2 separate regions of the Homo sapiens genome follow, and region 1 is linked to region 2. Evidence: chromatin contacts called from ENCODE Hi-C or POLR2A ChIA-PET data. All regions are on one chromosome and are shown on one strand. Each heading gives the region's core, a stretch centred on a gene start or an enhancer-like site at or near the end of the contact. The rest is flanking DNA. Distances are from core to core; before and after follow the strand shown.

What was found. Hi-C counts contacts between places; a loop is a spot of excess contacts on that map. ChIA-PET counts read pairs that join two places held with the same protein, here RNA polymerase II (POLR2A). Pooled maps may share reads with other maps.
Region 1: a pooled map shows a loop between it and region 2 (2.0-fold over the local background). The contact joins two enhancer-like sites. A Hi-C loop is called at or near these places in 3 of 168 maps with a recorded cell type or tissue (IMR-90, PC-9 and mammary epithelial cell), 8 of 37 single-sample maps with no recorded cell type and 12 of 50 pooled maps. POLR2A ChIA-PET finds 5 or more read pairs at or near these places in 1 of 52 experiments (AG04450).

The regions. Positions count from the first base shown.
Region 1 is chr15:39,176,374-39,179,457 of GRCh38, reverse strand. The region is part of intron 1 of LOC105370777 (a long non-coding RNA gene); the gene reads left to right. It overlaps LOC105370780 (a long non-coding RNA gene), which reads right to left. Exons shown (of 3, transcript XR_007064591.1): 2 at 2,525-2,705. Among named protein-coding and RNA genes, the nearest start is that of LINC02915, 73 kb to the left of the region's middle. Within about 2 kb of position 1,742, at least 2 of the 41 ENCODE cell types and tissues checked have a DNase peak (open chromatin) inside an H3K27ac peak, as active enhancers do; they include mammary epithelial cell, where a contact is called at or near this core.
Region 2 is chr15:39,410,035-39,413,539 of GRCh38, reverse strand. All of the region lies in intron 1 of LOC105370777 (a long non-coding RNA gene), which reads left to right. Among named protein-coding and RNA genes, the nearest start is that of LINC02915, 160 kb to the right of the region's middle. Within about 2 kb of position 1,784, at least 3 of the 41 ENCODE cell types and tissues checked have a DNase peak (open chromatin) inside an H3K27ac peak, as active enhancers do; they include mammary epithelial cell, where a contact is called at or near this core.

The DNA of each region.
Region 1 (3,084 bases), core at 493-2,992, 230 kb after region 2:
ATATGGATTAGTTTGGGAAGAATACAAATGTTTATGAGCCATGTTTTTACATTAAGTAAAAGTTTACTTAATCCTGTGAAAAATAAATATTCTTATAATTTAGATTATTAACTCAATGGATGGGAGAACTTGAATGAGAATTTAGACACTGCTTCTTACTTACTAAAATATTAACAGTTGGGCAGCTTTGAAAAGAAGTAGAATAGAGGCAGCTTTCTCATTTTTTTTTCCTTTGTGGCTGGAAGAGGTGCAGGCAGCCGAAGCTCATTACTGTAGTGGCTTCTTTTCTTGCTCTTTTGGTTGATTCCTGGCCTCTCCTACTAGGGAGAACTTGCAATCAAACTATATACTTTGCCTCTCAGGGGCTCAGTTTCTTCCTCCAAAAAATTATTGAAAATCCCTTCCATCTGTAACATCTAGTGCTTTTATGGCTTAAAAGAAAAACATCACTGTCATAATTGCCATCATTAGGATAAGCTGCCTCAATCGACATTTATTTAGTGCTTCTTTGGACCCAAATAGGGCCCACCTGACAAGCTTGGCCAGGAGGGGATTAACTGAGGGGAAGCCAGAGAGGAGAGACTGCCAAAGACCTGACATGCCTGAAGTCAGAAGATGGACTCTGATGGCAAAGCAACCTGACCTCGGCAAGGCTTGTCAGGCTGCCTGGAAGGCAAGCCCACTCCCATCCTCCTGTGCCTACCCAACCCACAACTTGTCTTGATTTTGGTATTGAGATAATTAAGGAAAAAAATTAGATACGTAGCTATACATAAAGACTTTGATCTACCTATTTACCAATGAGGTAATGGTCATTGTTTTTTATATCATGAGAAGGCCTACAATGACCAGCGAAATGTATAAATGAGGTGGGGGGAAGTAAAAATCTTTTAATTTTGGAAATGAAGAGAGACAGCTCTGAAAGAGAAAGAGACAATGGTTAGCATTCCTAGTTTCTCCGCTGATGCCCGTTAGACCTGCTTCCTGACTTCTGCCAGGACTTGGCTCCTGCCACCAGGCAAATGTGTTCCAGGAGGCATCTAGCATCTTGCAGACACATCCATGTATCTGAAACCTGTGGCAAATGAGGAAGTGAAGGAGATGCAATGAAAGAGGTCAATAAGGCCCTGATTATGGGATCTATGCCAGGCTAGCCAGCAGGCCCCCTCCCCTTTATTTGTAGGTTTGGGGCTTTATGATCAGATGTGTCTTAGGAAGATCACACTGACTCTGATGGTGCTGGTTTGACTGAATCATTTGACTTTCTAGGACATACCTAGCACAGTAAACAGAGCGTTGCAGCTACACTGAGAAATAGGTGAAAGAAAGTGCTCAAGAATCTAACGTTAATTCCTCATGGCAGCACATCTACAAGCTCAAACATAAAGACAAGTACGATGACTCTGAAAACATAAGAATGAGTAGCAAGTGCCACTCTCTACACCAAGGCTGCATACTTATGCTTTACCATTGATTATCTACTGATATGGGACCAATGCATGGTTTTTATGCCCTTAACCATTGAAATAGAAAAATACTCTTTCTTTCCCTGCTTCGTGACCAAGGATGAATCAGATCACCTTGTTACACTCATTCAATGGGCATAACTCAGAGAAACCCTCCCAGTGTGGGAAACTGAGAGTCAAGTCCTTGTTCTGACACGAATTGGAGAAACCACAAAAATTGGCATGGCTTGTGCCTGCCCAGTTGGCATAACTGCTCTCAAATGGCCTTTGACACGCTCTGCTCCTGCCTCTGCTTGTTGGTGAGTTAAAAAATGCTCTGGATGAGTCAGCTGACTTTCTACTATAGCTTTCAGCATGGGCCGGGCAATTCTCTTGAAAAGCCTAAATCTGACTTCTATACATGTCAGTTTGAAAGGGCATAGGTGTATACTTCCCTGCTCTGGAAGGATAAACACATGTTACGAAGTGAATCACTAGAGAAAATACCATGTTGACAATAGTGTTGTTGCTGGAATTATTACTTCTCCAATTGATGTGGGAATACCTGTATTCCCCCATTACTCTCCTGTTCAGCTCTGGTCTTCTGAAAAGCTGGTTATCAAAATGACACTTGGCACAGCTTTCCAAAATTGCTCACTCATTGTGATTAACTGCCATTGATTGCTGAGAGAGTCACTAAATGGATCATTTGATGACAACAACCATAGATGTGGGGTAAATGACTTCTTTCTTGTCTAGCAATAGGCAGCCTTTGCAATGGCCCAAAGTGATGAGTAACAAAAATGCTTTTTTTAAAAAAAAAAAAATTGACGTCATCATTTTCTTTAGTGACAGCACATTGCTCTTAAAGTAACAAAAATATGTGAAGGTAAACTTTTTTGAACATAGTCAAATTATAAATTGGGTTAGACTGTGGACTGAGCCCCATTATTTCATTTTAATCTAGGGATTAATTCCTATTTCAATGGTACTCAAAGTGTCATCCACAGATCCCTGGATGTACCAATATCTTTCTAAGTGGTTCATGAGGTCCAAGCTCCTTTCATAATAATACTCACATATTACTTGCGCTTTTGATCCATTGATATCTCCACCAACTGCACCAAAGCAATGGTGGGTAAGACTGCTGGTGCCTGAGCGGAAATCAAGGCAGTGGCACAAACCATACTAGCAGTCATTGTCGTCTTCACTGCCACATGCTTGCAGTAAAATATCAGATGGCTTTTACTTAAAGATGACCTGATGAAGCAGGAAAAAAAATGATAAATTTTGTTAAATTTTGACCTTTGAGAACGCCTGTTTTACTATTCTGTGTGACAAAATGGGAAGTGACACATAAACATACACTTGTGCTGTAGGTTCAAGTATCACGGTTGTCTAAAAAAAAGTGTGTACTTATTTGAGTTCCAAGTCAAACTAGATATTTTTTCCATGGAACACCATTTTCATTAAAAGAATGACAAATGATAGCTATTCTGACTTGGGTCTTTCAAGGATATTTTCTTAAAATTAACAAAGTCAGCCTGTCACTTCAACAGAATGGAATTTGTTGCCAATGACAGAATTTAAACTTTCAAGTAAAATTATGTTTTAGAACTTACATCTGTCACCAATAGCT
Region 2 (3,505 bases), core at 535-3,034:
TTTTGTATTTACATATTTACTTAATATTTCTATTATACTCTATGTGTATTCATTTAAATATTTAGACATATAAGCATTGTTCATTAAGCACCTTCTAGGAAGAAGTGATACATGATTCAGAGAAGAGCTAAAGATGTTTCCAGTTCCAGGGAACTTTGATAGGAGAGTTGTGAGTTTACATCACAGATAAATCCTCATTTGATCAACAAGTATTCGTTAGCACTTGCTATATTCCACTCTTCGAAGGTACTGGCCATATAACCTTGAACAAACAAGAGTTTTACTTTCTTAGAGCCTGTAGTACGTAATTCCAGATAATGGTGATAAATGTCATAAGAGAGGACTAGCAAAGCACTCAGTAAATTTAGAAAGCAAGGAGCACATCCATCCAGGAAGCTTTCAAGGAGAAGATGGGCCTTAAAGTAAAGGCAGGGGTCTGCCAGCTAAAGAAAGGGTCTAAGGCTTCCAGGTAGAAGAGGGGCAAGGATGATGTCCAAGGGTTTGAACTCATAAACAATGTCTAGGTATAGGGGATTGCAAATCATCTATTAAAGAGTCAATCGAAAAAACAAAACAAAACAAAACTACACAACCACAAAGGAGTGGAGCGAAGCCTGCAGAACAGGATTCCTTAGCCTCAGCAGTACTGAGACTGGTCAATTCTTTGTGGCAGGGGGCTGTCTCATGCATTGTAGGATATTTAGCAGCATCTCTGCTCTTTATTTATTAGATACTGCCAATACCACTAGCATACCTGGAGTCATGACAAAAATGTACCCTGGATGCAGGCACAATGCACCTCCCCTTCCTCTTAGGGACCACCACAATAGAGTGGGCCCAGACTGTGAGGATCCTTAACTATCACAGTGAGGAGTACTGATTATAACTGGATGTAAAGGGTCCACCAATATCAGCTGAAGGATTATACTGTTAGCTTTGTGCATCAGATTGGAGTTTGAAGATATTGAAAGGGCGAGGGGAGATATTTGATGGAGAACTATTAATAAGAGATTAACCAGGTAGTGAGAGAAAGGACAAAAAGAAATAAGATGGTAGAAATTATATTATTAATCTGCCTTTGCCACTTGTTTCCAGGTCTTTTGCATCTCTTGTTAGGTTGTTTTATTCTTCTGATTGTTGAAGTGCTCAAAGCCTAAACTTGCTCTTTGAGGGGCGTTATAAAACTTCAGATCATTTATTTGTCATAGATGAAATAGGTTCCTCAAAAGATAGTTCTCTCTGGGGGAAGTGAAGGATGTGAGAAAACTTGTAATAATCTGGGTTGACTTTGGATTGTGGAAAGTTGAAATGCAAGAGACTTAGCTCCTTTCAGTGCTCCCTCGAGATAGTTTCATGCTGGCAAGAACTGAAATGATATACTCAAAGATTAGAGAAATAGCTAAGCCTTCAGCAAGTTTATAGAGGAAAGAACACATTCATCCAGGAAATTTTCAAGGAAAAGATTTGATATTTATGCAATTTTATAGACAACTTGGGAAGGGCAACTTAATGAAGCCCACATTTATCAGTAGTATGTGGGGTGTGTGTGTGAGAGAGAGAATGAGAGAAAGTGTGAGTTTGTGTGTGTGATTCCTTCCTCCTACCTTACCATCAGTGCTTGAGCTTACTCTGCATGCCTCTTGAGGATTCTCACTCTTAGTGTGGTCATAGACAGGAAATGGAAACCTGGTGGTTTCCAAGCCCATCGCTTTTGCTGATACACTGTGGGATGTTGGGCAAACCATTTCACCTCCCTGTGCCTCTGCTTTAGGTCATTGAGAATGAGGAAGCAAGATTCCATCAAACATTTAACTTTCAAAATCAGCTGTGGTCCAAGAGGTTGAGTGTCCTGGCTAATTGGCTTCCTCTTAGTTAATCTCCCATTTCTATGTTATGATCAAACTTTGATTGTGGTAGAGTCAATGGCTGCTCTGTGTCTGTGGTTTTAACGCAAGTCTGATCTTGAGTCTGGGTATGTGCATAGGTCTAAATCTTAGCCTGTAATAAGCCCTCTCCAAATCCTTCCTGAGGCTCTGGGCTAAATATGTCCTGGAAGTGAGAAGCAAGGTACAAGATGCCAGGGCAAAAAGAAAACACCACCTGAATAATCTAGTAGGTAGAGCCAGCTTTTAAAGATAAGTTTGCCTCCCTGCTCAGACAATTGATCTCTGCACTCAAAAGCAAATAAGTCTGTCTTACCCATTGTTTTCTTTTTTTGTTTTAACTCGAAATATGTCAGTGAAGTACTTCCTAGGTCTGGGAAACTGGGCAGTTGCAGAAAACAAAGTTCCCCTTGCCAGGGAGGTTACATTCAAGTGTAACCTGGGAGGAGACAGAAAATAGAGAAATACGTTTTTTCAAGGGGTTAAAAATGATAAAAAATAAGATAGAGGAGTCAGGATGATAGTGAGATTTTAATCTTTTAGGTAGGGTGGCCAAGGGGAGCATTTCTGAAAAGGTGGTATTTAAGCAGCCATCTGAATGCAGTGCGGAAAGGAATGCCACAGCCGTTTTTTGGGGGAGCACCCCAGGCACAGGGGAGCAGCAAGTTAAAGGTCGTGAGGAGAAGTGAGCCTGGAGTGTCAGAGCACAGAAAGCCTTTGCTTGAGGTTTAAACTGTCCAGGAATAGGCTGAGGAAGACCCGGTGGTGCTGGGATACAAGAAGAGGCGTTCAATTATTCTGTTGTATCTTTCCGGTTTTATCACTTCCAACTCAGAAGTGTGCGACAATACTATTTGCCCTATAGTTTACTAGAAAAAGCTAGATTGTACTTCTGGATAAATCAACCATCTTGAAAGGAGAAATCTGCAGGGAAGAACTTGAATGAGGTAGCTTTGCACCTACTGGAATGGGAGCCAATACAAATGGATTGTGCGATTGGGGTCGGAGCACTGGGGCCTAAAAGATACTTGAGAATCGTAGTTACTATCTATGATAGCTCCAGGGCACTGTGAGGCTTTGGAGTGTCCTCTTAACCTAGGGACTCCAGAGAAGGTTAGCAATAATTAACACATGGCTCCAAATCCATGATATTTCATTTCCTTCCAGATGGGGTACTGTGTTTTCATTTATTGCCATTCCTCATTGCAGAGAGCACAGCAATAGGAAAATCATGTGCACGTAGTCAATATTTATTGAACATGTTGTAACTGAGTCATAGACCTAGGAATCTGGTGATACTGGGAAAATCTTGGAGGAGCTTCAGGTCCTGGCCCCTGCTGATGAAAGTATAAGTTTCTTCAAGACCAATATGGAAAACATCTTCTAAGCTCATATCAGGATGGACTTAGCAGTCATAAACCAATCACTTGCCATAAACCAGTCAGAGATATTATTCTGAAGAAAATTTGTTGCTAGAGTTGTTGTAGTCACAGGATTCTAGTGTCATATTAACAATGACTTTTTGATGACCATATCCATAAGACATCCATATACTTGCCAAAATTGAGAAACACATTAGAGAACATAGCTTGTGCCATTTGCGTAGGCTGTGAGATCTCACT